2 separate regions of the Mus musculus genome follow, and region 1 is linked to region 2. Evidence: chromatin loops called from intact Hi-C (ENCODE). Cell type or tissue: left cerebral cortex. All regions are shown on one strand.

Region 1 (8,000 bases), 63 kb before region 2:
AATTCACTAAAATCAAAATGCTCAACAAAGACAGACAAGACATTCATAGAAAGTCAGATGAAGGAGACAAAAAAAATAACTAAGGCAAGTAGAAAGTGGTGACCGCTCATGGAAAACACAGCATGATGTCCAGCATAAGCACAGGGCAGAACAGAAGACCTGTAGTCAGTGCTCATGTTGACTACATGATGTGTGAATGTTAGGGTACTTGGCAAGGAATCCTAACATTGCAATGGAATGAAAGGTGGTCATAGACAGCATTGACACAGAGATACTGTCTTAGATTGTCAACACGAACAAAAAATTATCCCTGTGTCCTCTGAAGTGAAAAAAAAAGTAGGCGGGGTGGGGGGGCTAGAGAGATGGCTCAGTGGATAAGAGCACTGACTGCTCTTCCAAAGGTCATGAGTTCAATTTCCAGCAACCACATGGTGGCCCACAACCATCTGTAAAGAGATCTGATGCCCTTTTCTGGTGTGTCTGGAAACAGCTACAGTGTACTCATATACATAAAATAAATCTTCAAAAAAAAAAAAAAGTAGGCAGGAGAGTTCATGTTAGAGAGAAGGCCTGAGAAAGATCACAGGCCAATGTCTCTGAAGACCAAGAAAGGGGCCAAGAACCCCAGAGTGCAGGAAGGTTCTGAAAGCTGAAAAAGATAAGAAGACATTTTCCCTGTGCTCCATGTAGAAATGTTCTACTGATGCCAAACTGCGTAGAGGATAAACTCTTGCTGCTTTAAGCCAGCTTGTAGTCATTTTTCGTAACAGCAAATGAGAAATCAACACAAAAGCAATGGGAGATATTTTACGGACACAAATCAAATTCCTCTGAAATTAAGAAAGGAATTTTTTTTATCTAGAATTCAAAATACACACATATCAAAAATTTTGAGTCATGGCCTGATTAAGCAAGGTAAGGCAAAGAAAAACGGTCTTCAAAAATTCCTAAAGAAAGGCAAATCTCCCATTTAGAAAATCAGTTGGCATGATGTTTTCACCATAACAACATCAGATACCAGAAAGACTGTGAACAAGTTACCAGGTATTGAGGGGAAAGAGCAGGACAGTCTAAGAACACTGTGTGCAGCCAAAGACAGACAACATAGTCTCAGCACAAGCAACTCAGAAGGTTTTAAACTCAGGAGTAGCTATAGTTAAGAGTTAGCCAACACTGAACTCATTTTTTTTTTTCTGAGACAGGGTTTCTCTGTGTAGCCCTGGCTGTCCTGGAACTCAATCTGTAGACCAGACTGGCCTTGAACTCAGAGATCCGCCTGCCTCTGCCTCCCGAGTGCTGGGATTAAAGGCGTGCTGCCACCAATGCCTGGCTCTGAATTCATTTAAATACTGCATGAATACTGAGCACCGGTATTAGATCTACAAAATGAAACTGAGCGTTCCAAACCTCTGAAGTATGGAAATTGCAAAGTGGGCTACAAAACCCGGACATGGAAGAAGAGAGTGGAGCATGAAACCGAGAGTGGAGCATGAAGCCGGGAAGACCGCATCTTCCACTGCCAGAGCACTGAGAGAGACACTCAGAGACTGAGAGAATGTCTTTATAACAAAATAATGACCCAAGCTTCATAACGTTTACCTCACCCCTACTTGTTTATTTTCCTGCTTTTTTTTTTATCTCCCCTCCCTAATTTACTCCCTCCCATTTTGTTTTGTTTTTTTTTCCCCAGACAGGGTCTCATACTGTAGCACAGACTGGCCTCAAACTCATGGCAATTCCCCACCCCCACCCCCCTGCTTCTTGAATGCTGGGATTACAGGTGTGAGCTGCCATACCTGGCTTGCTCTTCCCATGCTCTTTTCTTAGCCCTAAGAGAAATATGTAGTAAATCAAAAAGCCACAATGGCCACAACTACGGCATCAATTCTCCTCAATCTCTTAGACCATGTTGACAACAGAAAACAGACAAAAGCAACAGAAGTGCAGTGGGCCTTGCTCAAGCCAACCAGCAGCAAGTCTGCTCACATGTCATCCACATCTTTCTCTCTGCCCACATCAGTCATTTACTGTGGGACTCACGTCCCCTTTGGGGGCTTGTTAAACGTTTTACTCTTTTGCCTCTGCTGAAGCCTGGGTGTTTCATTGAGCACCAGGACCTGAAGACAGCCCTGTCTTCAGTCACGCCCTTGTTCTCGCAGTAATGCTGTCCAACAGAGCTTTGTCCTAAAGGAAAGGTCTAAATCTGTGCGGTCCAACCTGGTAGTTAAATGGCATTGGACCACACAGTTTTAGGGCCTTGCCTTGTGGCATTGCCAGGGGGCTGGAGATGCAGGAAGCAGTCTGCAAGCCCAAAGAACAGAGGGTGGCAGGCCTCAGGGCAGGGTCTGTATTAGAAAGGTGTGTTGAAACCCCCACAACAACACAATAGGCATTCACTGAAGTCTGTGCACAGCCACAGTCAAAGGGATGGATCACTACGTGACTATTCTTGGATGTTCTGCTCAGGATTCTGCCACTCTGTCTCCTTCCTCTGGGGTGCAAGATCTTAAACTTCAGGCTTCTAGGACACTCACTGCTCACTGCCCTGGAGCCTGAGACGCTCTGGTCTCACCCGTGTCCAGTCTCCTGGACTCCAGTCTCTTAGTTGGGTTCCTTCCTACACCCTAGCCAATTCTACAGGGTCACTTAGATTCCTCTTCCTCCTCTTGGAAGTCCTGTCCACTAGGACACAGAGCTTAGTGCTTGGAATCAAAGGCTGGAGTCTAGTCTTGCTACTCTCTGCTTGCAGTTCCACGCACCAAAAGGTCATAGCCTCAGAGACTGTGGTCTCAGACCTCAGCTCCGTGGACCGCTGTCTCTCTGCCCACGCCTCCTGTAATCCCACACACTTCTCCGAACACGTAGCTAGCACCTGCGATGTCCCTCGACGACCACCCTGAGCTGCTTTGCGGACTCCGTCCACAGAGCGCAGTCTTCCCCAGCATGCGGTTCCTAGCCCTGCCCAGCCGCTCCCGGGACCCACGCTGGAGAGGCCGCTCGCACCGACACCCCAGCGCTGCGCCTCCGGGTGCTGCAGCCGCGCTCACCCGCCGGGTGGCCGTAAGGAGACTCGGCTGCTCCGTCCTGCAAGCTGGCCAGGATCTCTCCCTTGCCCACGTCGCTGTCGCCCACCAACAGGAACTTAAGTAGAAAATCGTAGGCCCGCACCGGGCTGCCCAGGGAGCTCATCATGCCGGCCCAGCCACCCCGCCCATACCGGCCCAAGGCTGCGCGCAGGCGGCGGAGGGTCCCCGAGCGCCGCGGGCCCCTCGAACGCTCCACCGGTCGGGGGAGCTTGACAGCTGAAGAGCCCCGCCCACCTTACCTTGCCATTGGCGAGCCTCAGTTGCTGAGGTATATACACATGCTCATTGGTTAGCAAGCTCGCCCATCTATTTCTTTACGCCTCCGCACCACGCCCACCGCCTCTCCTGGGAGGACTTGTTGCCTAAGCCAATGGAGGTCCGAAGGCCGAGCCAGAAGAAACCGAAGGGGGGGGGAGAGGTTTGCTCCTGCAAACCAATGGAAGAATGGCATAGAGAGGAGGGGCGTGGTCAGTGTTTACTCCCTCCCCTGTATCAGTGCGTAACAGGAGTTGGCTCCAGATTGGTGTGGGAAGTGTTGAATCCCTGCCTGGAAACGAGAATTTGTCCCACAGCTCCACAGAGCTTTGAATGCTAGCGTGAGAGCTTAGCATGTTCATGTGTTCATGTAGGCATCAGATGTAACTAAAGTTACAGGTAGTTGTGAGTTTCAGCACCAAGTGGACACATGGACAAGTGCACCTCTAAAGGTGTCTGCTAGTGGGTGCCTCGAGGTCTCCACGGGTTTCTGTCCATGCATGTCAGTGTGAGTGTGTGTGTGTGTGTGTGCATCGTGTGCCTGTGAGGTTGTTGTCAGAGAGCACATGACGGGGACCTGTCTGTCTCTGATCTCTTTTACCCCAAGGGAGCAGTGAATCTGCTCTCTGTTCAGGAGCACCTCACCAGTGGGAACTAAGTTATTTAGAGTAATCATAGTTTAGCATCCCCGCTACCTACATCTTTATACAACCTGAAGTGGAAGCACCTCTTGCAATCGTGCCTCCTCTCTGTTAAGAAGGATACATTTCCGGATGGAAAAGAAAAAGCAGTGGATGAAAATTACGAAAGCATTTGTGAACATTGTTCTAAGCGCCACAGCTGTGCTGTGATTCAGGACAAGGCCGGTTTGGCTCAGAACAGGCTGGTCTTGGAGCAAGGTGACCGCTGCCTCCCTGCAGGAACACTATCCTTTCAAAGAGTTGACTATAATAAGCTCTAATTACAAGATATGGCTGCCAGTCTAGAATAGGTAATTGAGATAGGGTTTTTCGAGACAGGGTTTCCCTGAGTAGCCCTTTCTGTCCTGAAACTGGCTTTGTAGATCAGGCTGGTCTTGAGATCTGCCTGCCTCTGCCTCCTGAGTGTGGTATTAAAGACATCGGCCACCACTACCCAGCTAGAATGGATGGTCTCGCTGAGCCATTTTTGACTCAGAATACTATCTTTGACTCAAGATTACACTGTTGCTAACCAAGAATACCTGAGCTGTAATTATTTCAGAGGACCATGACATGGCAACAATCGCCCACACAGAAAAACCTTCCTTAGAGAGAGCGCTTTAGAATGTCTGAGTCCAGACAGCCTTTCCCTATTGATTTGCCAACTAAAGCTGCACTAGAGTGTATTAGATAAATTCTACTTTTGCCTTTTTCTGTCACAACTCATATCTCACCAGCCTATCATTGTCATCCATGTGGGATGACAGCATTTGAGGTAAGAGTTTAGCCAGTGTGATGGCTTGCCTGTAATCCTGTGATTGGTAATCTCCTCAACGTGGTAGGATCTGAAATCACCTAAGAATCACACTCCTTGGCATGTCTGTGAGGGTGTTTCCAGAGAGCATTGAGGGAGAAAAGATTAAGTAGCTGCCATCTTACATGAAGATGTACAGACATTAAGAGGTACAAGGAGAAGCAGTATCAACTGACTGCCTTTCTTTCATCTCAACTGTATACATTGTTGCCATAGCCACCTCCACTGCTATCCATCACACTCCAGCTTCCTGTGAGGACTGAATACTGGTAGCTTTCTAGGAATCTTCCAGGTCTTCAGCATTAGACCTGAAGCTGGGTCATCTTGCTTACTGGGGTATTAGGTTCTCAGCCTTTCCATCATGCAAGCTCTATTGTGTAAGTCAGTCTTATAAATCACTCTTTATTTTACACACACACACACACACACACACACACACACCCTCCTCCCCCACACCACAATTAGTTTTGTTCCTCTGAGAATCAGGCTTAATACAAATCCCTACAGTAAGGAGGCTGAGGCAGGAGTATTGTGCATTGGAGGCTAGCCTGGGTTAACTAATGGCTTTGAAGCCAACCAGGACTACACAATGTGACTCTGTGTTAACAAAACAAAACCAACCCCAACACACAAGAATTGTACTTTTGCTACTTGCATCCATCCTGGCTTTATTTTTAATTATTATTTCCAAATATATGTGTCCGTATGTCTGTGTGAATGTACACTGTTGTGTATGTAGATGTCCACAGAAATCTGAAGTGGTCAGATCTCTTGGTGATGGAGTTACAGGTGGTTGTGAGTCACCTGATGGGGTACTGTGAACGAAACTTGGGTTCTCTAGAAGAGCAGCATGCACTCTTAAATGATGAACCATGTCTACAGCCCCCAATTTGCACTTCAAAATGTTCACTTTGGATTACCAGTTTATTTTTCAAAACTTATTAGTTACTGACTGCCTGATTGAGGTGCTGGTGAAACCACTATTTAAAAAAAGAAGAGAGGCCTGGGTTGCAGCTTAGTTAGTAAAGAGTTTGCCTATGGTTGTGGTTTGAATAAGAATGCCCTCATAGTCTCGTGTATTTGAATGCTTAGTCACCAAGGAATGGTACTATCTGAGAAGGATTAGGAGGTGTGGACTTGTTGGAGGAAGTGTGTCACTGGGGATGGGCTTGGAGGCTTCAAAGCCACAGCCAGCTTAGTGTTATGTCTCTCCCTGTGTCTGCCTGTGGATCAAGAGATAAAGCTCTCAACTACTCCTCCAGTGTTACCATACTTCCTGTCACAATGATAGTAGACTAAGCCTCTGAAACTGTAAGCAAGTCCCCAGTTAAACGCTTTCTTTTATAAGAGTTGCCTTGGTCGTGGTGTCTCTTCACAGAAATAGAGCAGTGGCTTGCACCCCCTACACACAAAGTCATGGACTTGATCCCGAGCACTCAATAAACTGGGCACTGTGGTACATGCCTGTAATCCTATCACTGGAGAGGTGGTAGCAGAGAGACCAGAAATTCAGGGTCATCCTTGCCTACATATAGATTTTAAAGTCAGCTTTAACTACATGAGACCCTGTCTCAAAACAAAACCAAAACAGAAATATGAAAGAATAGAAGATAGAGGTAGAATCCCCCTCCCCCCACAAAAAACTCTCTGAAAATAGTTGGCATTTATCTTCCTGTCTTTCTGAGGTATCATATTCCAGTTTGCTGTGGTTGTTTGCCGTCTCAACAAGATGGGGCACTCTCCTGCTCTGAGTTTCTTACCCTGCATAGCTGGTCTCAGGTGGGTGCTAAAGAGATTAGTGATTAACAGCACCGGCTGAATTTCTAGAGGTCTCAATTCCCAGCACCCATATGGTGACTCACAACTGTTTGAAAATCCAATTCCAAGGGATCTGATGCCCTCTTTTGGCCTTTGTGGGCACAAGGCACACACATAGTACACAGGCATACATGCAGACAAAACACCATCCACATATAATAAAATAAAAAGTCCTTGGCTCACTTCCAGGAATTATACCCAATAACCCCTTCAGCCCTCCCCGATGTGGTACAACACCAGAACATTTCCTGGAGTATGTGATGAGTGACACCTGGGTGGGGAGAAGGAATGCAGCGCTGGTCACCAATCAAAGGAAAAGACTTTGTTATGCTTGAGTCCCTGATTTTTCTGAATACATATAAATGGCATCTCCAAATGAAGATACTGTTCAGGGCTTGGCTAGTTAGGCCTAGAGAGGAAGAGGCTCATGGCTGGAAGAGACCAAGTGGGTATGATAGAAGCCTTTCCCAGACTGCCATTACCTTTCACATCTCCTGACCCCTCATGAAAGCTCCAAGCCATCTCCCTCTGAGTGTCCCCCTCAGGTACCACTGAAGGAAAGCCTAGGGAATCAGGAAATTACCTGTTTCCAAAAGGCCCAGGTTGCTTAAGTTGCAGGTCTAAGAAGACTCCACTTTCAGACTCTGAGCCTAAGTGAGGAAGGCTCATCTCTCTCCATGTCCCTCTCAAGGTGTAAGAGAGGGCTTGGCCTCCCAGAACTCCTGGGAAGAACTCACCCTGATGCTTTGCTCTGTCCAGTCACATTTTGGAGTACATGAGTGTGGTAGATAAAGATACCCCATTCTGTGCCGGGCATCCATCTCAGTTCCTAACTGCTATTTGTCTCTTGACAGGTAAGTTCCCAGCATTCCTGACTCCTTGACTGCCACCCAGATGTACAGCCATGACTATCTGCTTGTTATGCTATGGCAAATTGCCGATCGTGGCTCCTGTCACTTGCTTGTGTAGATAACCAAGGACTATTTTGAAGTCACCTTGACAATCTAATCTTGGCAGAACAGAACAGGATTTTTGCCTTTAAAAGCTCTTCCAGTGGTGGTGTGCATCTTTAATCCAGCACTCAGGAGGTAGAGGTAGGTGGATCTTTGTGAGTTTGAGGCCAGCCTGGTCTACAGACCTTGTTACAAGATAGCAAAGGTACACAGAGAAACCTCCTCTCAAAAAACAAAACAAATGAAAAAGAAAGAAAAAAGTTCCTTCCTTTCCTAGCATCTGCATAGCACATCTCTGATTTAGGGACTGTGGCCCTGCCAGCAGCTTTAATACATTTGGCTAATTATAGTTTGAATTGAGTTTGAGGGTTCGTTTTTTTTTTTTTGTTTTTTT
Region 2 (8,000 bases):
ATTGTGAGCTACTGTGTTTGTGCTAGGACCTATACCAGATCTTTTTCAAGAGCAGCAGGTACTCTTAATTGGTGAGCCATCTCTCCAGCCTATAGCTGGGTCTTGCTTTGTTGTTCCAATCTGTTTATCTCTGTCTTTGACTCTCTGTCTGTCTCTGTCCCCCACCCCTTGTGTGTGTGTATGTGTGTATTGAACTTGGGACTCATACAGACTAGGCAAGCACTCCACCCCTGAGGTAGTTCTAGCCCAATCTCTGTCATTTAACTATAGCATTTGTTTCTGACCCTTTGCCCTTTGTGTTTATTGGGTTTGGGTTTGGTTCTGCCACCTTAATATTTGTTATTTGTTTTACTTTTTTTTTTTTTGGTCCCTTTAATCACTTGTAGTGGTTTGAATAAGGATGGCTGCTGCAGGCTCAGTATTTGAATGCTTAGTCACTGTGCTTAGGGAATGAATTGTTTGAAAAGATTAGGAGTTTGAAGTTTCAAAAGCCCATGCCAGGTTCAGTCTGCCTCTCTCTCTCTCTCTCTCTCTCTCTCTCTCTCTCTCTCTCTCTCTCTCTTGCCCTGTGGATCAGGATGTAGCTCTCAGCTTCCTCTCCAGCACCGCATCCCACCAGGTTCCCCACCGCAAACATGAAGGACAAAAGTTCTGACTGTGTAAGCAAGCCCCCTATTAAATGCTTTGGTCATGGTGTCTCTTCTTTTGGGTAAACTGCTTCATGATTCCACTTGTATTTTCAGTTGGTTCACTACAGTTTGCTGTGTTCTTGGTGGTCACTAAAGCTGTCCTGGGGCCACGAATGTCGTGGCCTCTCCTCTTGTTGCTCAGGTGAATGAATGGCAGGAGGACTGGCCGACCTTCTTCACTCGACACCGGCTCCAAGCTCAGTTGGATCTCATTGAAAAGGACTATGCTGACCGAGAGACACAAGAGCTGTGGTCAAGGCTACAGGTGAGCACAACGTTTATTTCTCTGGGAAGAGGCTGTCCCTTAGGAGCCCATAATATGCATGTGGGGGCCTCTTAGGACTGAGTCAGAATAGGAAAAAATGATGGTAGAGAGGGCTGGTCAAGTTGTGGGTATTTCAGCCACCACCTTCTTATCCTGTAGGTGGAGGGGGGAGGATGGGACAGATCCCTGCTTGAGGTCTTCAATCATTTCACTTGTCCACTCTTTTTTGTTTTGTTTTGTTTTGCTTTTCAAGACAGGGTTTCTCTGTATAGCCCTGGCTGTCCTGGAACTCACTCTGTAGACCAGGCTGGCCTCGAATTCAGAAATCTGCCTGCCTCAGCCTCCCAAGTGCTGGGATTAAAGGCGTGTGCCACCACTGCCTGACTCTCACTTGTCCACTCTTGTCCTCATTTTTTGTCCCTCTGCCAAAGACCCCAGTGTGTCACCCTTAATGAAGGTGTGTGTTCTTGCATCACTTGTTTCAAAACAGAACTCCAAAATATTAGAAACACAATTCATCTATCAGTCTAGGGTAGTGTTTCTCAACCTGTGTGTTGTGGTCCCTTGGTGGTGGGGAGGTCAAGAGACCCCTTCACAGGAGACAAATATCAGATCTTCTGCATATCAGATATTTACATTACAATTCATAACAGTACCAAAATTACAGTTATGAAGCAGCAGCAAAATAATTTTATGGTTGGAGACCACCAGAGCATGAGGAGCTGTATTGAAGGGTCAAAGCATTAGCAAGGTTGGAGACCCTGGTCTAGGGTGAACATGCATCAAAGATTTGTTATTTAATAGAAGAGATGCAGGTACATATGTGTAATAACATAAAAATACCATTTAGAGGGTAGGTACCAAACTACATATTCTACAGCATAAAGCCCAAACAACTCTGAGGTTTTCTCTAAAGCTTTTGGACTCATTTGGTAGTGGCCAGAGTGCTAGACAACGTTACAGTCAGGAGTCAGGTGGGCTTCTTCCCTGGGCCTGGTAGATTATTCGGTTGGCCTCTGGATGCCTCCATGGCTCTCTGCTTTATTTCCAAGCACTGGATAATGGGCCCCTGGGTCTTCGAGTCCCATGTAATAATTTCTCTTCTAGGTGAAGATCCCGGATCTGTTTGCGGGTATAGAGATTGTCCCTGCCCTGCTCCATGGAGACCTCTGGTCTGGAAATGTGGCTGAGGATGACCAGGGACCCGTAATTTATGATCCAGCCTCCTTCTATGGCCATTCTGAGTTTGAACTGGCCATTGCATCGATGTTTGGGGGGTTCCCCAGATCCTTCTTCACTGCCTACCATCGGAAGATCCCAAAGGCTCCAGGGTTCGACAAGCGCCTGCTGCTGTACCAGCTCTTTAACTACCTAAACCACTGGAACCACTTTGGACGGGAGTACAGAAGCCCGTCCCTGGGGGTGATGAGGAAGCTGCTCAGGTAGCAGAGGGCTGGACCTAATAAAATGTCAAACTAGATCCCTAACTGGGCTACTTTTGAGTCGGCCTACAACGCATTCATCCAGAGGCTGAGGTTATGGCAGCGCAGCAGTTTCCAGGGAGCTCCGTATGTAGCTCAGGCTGACACCACAGCAGCACTGTTGCGGGCAAGCTCCCACCTCAGCGGCTGAAGCCCCAGGTACCGCAGGCGAATAGGGAAGGAAGCCACCATGCTAGCCCGTTTGGCTCCGGTCCTTCAGTTACAATCACTGCCAGACACTCTCTAGCACCTCACTGTTTTCTATTTTTTTAGATTTTATTTTGCGTACTCATGTGCTGAAATATGTGTGTATAGGTCAGAGTACAACTTGTGGTTCTCTTCTTCTTCCACTATGTGAGGACCAAACTTGTTACCCCACAACATATCTGAGAAGACTGCTAGGATCTATATTTAAGCCAATAGAAAGTCTTTATTAGCAGGCCAGTGACTACCCTGGGTATTCTGGATCCCAGCAAAACAGTGATCCTTCTCATGAACTTTTAACCACACACACACACACACACACACACACACACACACACACAAATATGTTCTAGGTTGACATACTTCAGTTATCAACAATAGTGAGCGAGAAGTAGAACTAGAGAAGCCAAAAAGCAAAGTTAGCACATTCAGAAACTTTTCAGGACCTACGGACTTTGAAGGATCAAGTCTTTGTTTTTTAGTTTGCCCCGTGGGTGCTGTCGAATGAGTTTTACAGCCTGAATGGCACTTTAATCATGGAGTAGGATGTGCTAAGGTTTGGGGGCCTACTGTTACACATTCAACTCCCGAGGCTTAGTGAAGGAGACTTTGCACACTAAACTATCTAACCACTCCAGTCTTCTACTTCCCAGTGAGGTCTGTTCTGGTGAATGCAGGGCCAGCAGCGTATAGCTCACGTCTTTTCTCAGGACTGCTTTGGGTGGTCATGATGGTGCTGTTTGAGGTCACGGCAAAAGCCTTCATCCTGGAGCAATACCCCATTGTCTCCTACACCCTTAAAGCACCCCCCCGCGCCCCACTCCTGCAGGTGCTCAGACATCATTGCCCCATTCTTGCCCCCACACTCAAAACCCATTCCTCCCCTGCGTTCATACACCACCCGTCCTATTCTGGCTCTTTCTACTAGTTCAGCTTTCCTGCGCTGTCCACACTAGCTCAAAACCTTCCATGTTCCTGCCCCCAATTTCAAACCCAGTTATTTCCTTAACCTTACACACACTCAAGCTCCAGAAGGCTTCCAACACTAGAGTTCATTCCCTGTAAAGATCGTACCGGCCCACTGCTCCGGCCACACCCTCCTTAGCCCCACCTCTTTTGGGCTCCACCCACTCCCTGTTGAGGCTGTAGACATTGGAGGCTTAGTTTTTCTGGTGCTTCCCTTCACTCACGCAAGCATCATTTTGCGCGCTGAGCCGACTTCGCGTGAGCTGTTTTGTTGGCTTGCGCGCCCCGTAGTTGGGGGTCGAAGGTCTCAGGGCGGGGCTGGCAGTTCTCGTGCTGTATCTCTTTTCTTCCCGGTTGCCGGTAGGGTTCTTACGGAAGCTGCTGGCAGGATGGTACTGAGCAATGAGCCGGCTGCGAGCGCCGCCGAGGAGGAGGTGGAGGATGATGCGCTTGTTCGCGCCTCCGCCCTGGAAGCGTTCGGCGAGAGTGCGGAGACCCGCGCGCTGCTCCGCAGCTTGCCGGCGGTGCACAGAGAGCGCGCGTCCCGGGAGGTGGCGGAGGAGCGGTTCCGCGGTGCGGGCGGGGCCCCGAGTCTCTATCTTGAGGTCCTTGCATCTGGGAGGAAGGGACCTGGGGAGCCATACCTCCTGCCTTCCCTGCCATGTCCAGGAACTGAGCAAAGCATGCTTGAGACCTCTCTGTGGATAGGGAGGGAACCAGCAGAATTGTTGGATGAACCTGCCTCCTACGAGAGCGCTCATGGCAAGCAAAGAGGAGCGGTCTGGCACGGCGCTCCTATGGGGCTGCGCTATGAGGCCAGGATTCTGCAAACTCAGAGCTCCACGTTTATCTGGGATCTCCGTTCCAGGCAGAGCAGGAGAGTGGACAGTGCCATTAGATTCCTTTGGTGGTTCTAAATCCCCCAAGTTTAGGTAGGCCTTTACAGTCGTTTGTAATGGATACTGTCCGTCATAGTTTTTGTCAACCTTACACAAACCTAGACATACCTCGGAAGAAATCTCAAGTGAGTAATTGCCACCACCAGATTGGCTTGTGGGCATGTCTTTGCGATATTTCTTTAATTACTAATTGATAAAGGACGGCCCAGCCCACCGTGAGATGTACCATCCCTGGCCTGTGGCTCTGAGCTGTATAAGAAAGACAGCTGAACTTGAGCCTAGGAGCAAGCACGCAAGACTCCTCCGTAGTTTCTGCTTCTATTTGCTTTGATTCATCCCTACACTTTTCTCAGTGATGGGCTGTGAAAGCCAAATAAACCCTTTCTTCCTCAAGTTGATTTTTGGCCAGTTTCATCACAGCAACAGAAAACAAAGACAATGTCCAAATGAGCCCTTTGATAATTAGAGTTTTGTACTTGAACAAAATCATCTTTGTGTATTCCTTAGCTAAAAACATTCTCTCCATAATGTCTTTTTTTTTTTTTTTTTTTTTTTGGATGGGGCTCTAGTTTTTGGGTAAGACAGAGTGGTGGGCTTTGTCTGAAGTGGCAGGTGAGAACTGCAGAGGCAGAGAAACCATTGGATTGGGTAGAAACATTAATTTGCTGGTAGGGGTTGGAAAGCAGGTGACCAGGGTTGGGGAGGTTGTACAGTTATTGGTTTGAACATTGTTGGAAATGAAAGGCATCGTGCTAGGCAGGGGAGGGCTCAAGAAGTGAAGAGGGTCTGACTAGCAGGGGAAGGTGGAGTTGTAGAGAGTTGGAGCACCAGCATATGTGTGAGAAGAGATCGGAGGGCAAGATGTGCAGAGCAAAAGAAGAGCAGGAGGTGTGGTCACACTGGTCCTCAAGAGCCTGACAGATGTTGGGCAGCTGTGAGCATCTGTCAGCAAGAAGCCAGGTGTGTCCCTGGGCGTTACAAGGACTAGGAAGACCCTAGCTGTTCCATTAGAGTTACTGAGAGACGTGAATTTCCAAGGCTCACCTGATTTGATTTTCATGTTATTTTCCTTTTAGTAATTATGGACAAATACCAGGAGCAGCCCCACCTCCTGGATCCACACCTTGGTAAGCATAGATTTTGGTGGTTCAATATCAGATGATCGGGAAGGCTTATGTGTATAGCTGGCACCTGTGTGCTATCAGCAGAAGGTGTCAGATGAAATGTCCCTAGAGCTCTGTCTTTTTTTTTTTTTTTTTTTGTCTGCTGGATGGTTTTATAGACCTGTGATAATGAATAGCTTCGAGTTCAGATACCGATCTTGATTGTGTGCAGGTGTGTCTAAGCTACTTTCTGCTTGTTCCTATTGAAAGAACACATCTTTTCTTATATGTGTTTTAGTCAGTTATGTGTGAATAGCTGTTATCTTCCTGGTAATTGTTTTGCAGGGTCATATGCTTTATAAAGGTCCCATTTTACCTGCACAGCAGTTGATGAGGTCATCTGTCATCTCCATTATGTAGAGAGACACTAAGGTTGTTATCAGGACATTAGTACAAGAGTGTTGTGCAGGACTATCCTCCAAGCTGAACAGCTACCATCTGTGGAGCTCAGCTGTGTGCCCTGATTATCCCAGTTGGACTTGTTGACTATTTACATTCCATCACATGGAGGCAAGAAGGATCACAGACCCTCACCTGAGTACCCACGGCTCTCTACTACCTGTTGTATGCAACTGTGCCCTAATTGCAGGTGGCCTTGGGAACAGCCTAGATTCTTGGTTTCAATCTGTAGGTTGTAACCCCCATAGGGGTCACATGAGATATCCTGCATATCAGATATTTATGTTATGATTTATAATAGTAGTAAAATCAGAGTTATGAAGTGGCCACGAAATAATTTTATGGGGGAGGCATAACCACAACTTGAGGAATTGCATTAAGGGTCACAGCATTAGGAAGATTGAGCCTCCCTACCCCCCACTCCTCCGTGTGTGTGTGTGTGTGTGTGTGTGTGTGTATGTATATGTGTATATATATCAGACAAGATTAGGGGGGGGGAGAATCCCATCTATGTTAGTGTCATTTTTATAAGTGTGTTGACATTTTTCTCTTAACCCAGCTGGCTCTCAAACTGAGACAGAACTATTTTATTTATTTACCAGCTTTAAGGCACAGCAACTGAGCAGTATTAATCTATTTTTAATCTTCTTAGCTAATCCTAGGGTGCTTACATTTACCTCTAGGAAGAAATTTTAGCAGCAGAGAGTGACTTTTGTTTGCTTTTCATTGCTGTTGTTATATTTGAACCTATTTCATATTAATTACATTTTTGTTTGGCTTTTCTCTTTTTTGTTTTGAGAAAGAGTCTTGCAATGTAGCCCTGGCTGACCTTGAATTTATGGAAGTTCTCCAGCCTCAACCTCCCGAGTGCTGGGATTACAGGCGTGAACCACAACTCCTGGCTTGTTTTTTTCTTTTTGAGGTAGGGTCTTGCTAGGTAGCCCAGGCTGGCTTCAAGTACTCTTGGTAATTTTTTTAGTCTTGTTCTGAGCTTTTTTTTTTTCCCCTTTTTTTCTTCTTTCTTTTTTTTCCTTTTTTTTTTCTGGGAGGACCCAACTGTTTTAATCATTGTTGTAACCTCACAGTCTCTGTGTAAGCTCTGTCATTGTAAGCTACACAATACAAACGGGGAAACTGGAGTACAAGTCTGAAAGGTTAAGTAAATTGTTTCATGCCACACAGTTGGTGAGATTGCAGGCAGAATTTATGCATCTCCTCCTTCCCTTTGCCTCTCAAAGATGGGTCTTCAGCGGGGCCAGTTGCAGGCAAGTGGCTGATGTCAGGCTGAAGGGCTGGCTATGCTGAGGGTGGCAGACCAGTAGGTGCCCTGGGCCTCATCTGATAGTTTTGGATTCCTGGTTGTCCCCATGTAACAGATGTAGGTACTGTCCAAGAAGTGTAAGGTGCTGTTTGACCTCTTCAGGTGACAGCTTTGACCTGCCCTCACTGCCAGAACCTCTCTGCTTACTGTGTTCCATCCAGTGCTTAGTAATGGTGACTGTTCATTATCTTCCGGGAAATAGAAATAGGTCCCGTTCTGAAAAAGATGATGCTTGCTGGTGCTGATCCTTTTCTGTGTGTGACACATTTTATGCTTCCGCTTTTGCCTTTCAGGTTTATGTGTGGTGTGTTAGCCATTGAGGTTTAATATATTTGAGTTTGAATGTTATCAATCTCTTCCTTTTCTTTGTTTCTGAGACAGGGTTTTACTATATAGTCCAGATTGGTGTTGAATTGTCAGTTTTGCCTGCATCAGCCTTGTGTGAAGTCTTCTTTGTGTCACTCTTCTTTGTGTTTGATTTTTGATAGCAAACCCAGAGTCTAATTCTTGTTTGTTTGTTTGTTTTTTCGAGACAGGGTTTCTCTGTATAGCCCTGGCTATCCTGGAACTCACTTTGTAGACCAGGCTGGCTTCGAACTCAGAAATCCGCCTG

The links. A loop is a pair of places that touch in the nucleus more often than their neighbours do. Peaks named below come from ENCODE experiments on the same cell type or tissue, not always from the same donor. Only the 100,000 strongest peaks of a DNase experiment are listed, where the experiment ranks them.
Region 1: a loop joins it to region 2, with 3 times the contacts of the local background. A loop is called at or near these places in 4 of 42 quality-filtered maps.

The regions. Positions count from the first base shown.
Region 1 is chr11:121,384,951-121,392,950 of GRCm38, forward strand. Rab40b (Rab40B, member RAS oncogene family) reads right to left here and starts at 3,301. Exons shown (of 6, transcript NM_139147.3): 1 at 3,048-3,301. The coding sequence starts at 3,192. Mir7236 (microRNA 7236) reads right to left here and starts at 2,254; the gene lies at 2,195-2,254. In left cerebral cortex, a CTCF peak has its summit at 3,186; DNase peaks (open chromatin) are centred at 1,436, 2,016, 2,171, 2,548 and 3 more places; H3K4me3 peaks cover 2,934 bases; H3K27ac peaks cover 2,296 bases.
Region 2 is chr11:121,448,051-121,456,050 of GRCm38, forward strand. It overlaps Fn3k (fructosamine 3 kinase), which reads left to right. Exons shown (of 6, transcript NM_022014.4): 5 at 832-954; 6 at 2,062-2,440. The coding sequence ends at 2,400. It overlaps Tbcd (tubulin-specific chaperone d), which reads left to right and starts at 3,941. Exons shown (of 39, transcript NM_029878.4): 1 at 3,941-4,178; 2 at 5,581-5,631. The coding sequence starts at 3,995. In left cerebral cortex, a CTCF peak has its summit at 3,997; DNase peaks (open chromatin) are centred at 2,511, 3,877 and 4,738; H3K4me3 peaks cover 1,689 bases; H3K27ac peaks cover 1,513 bases.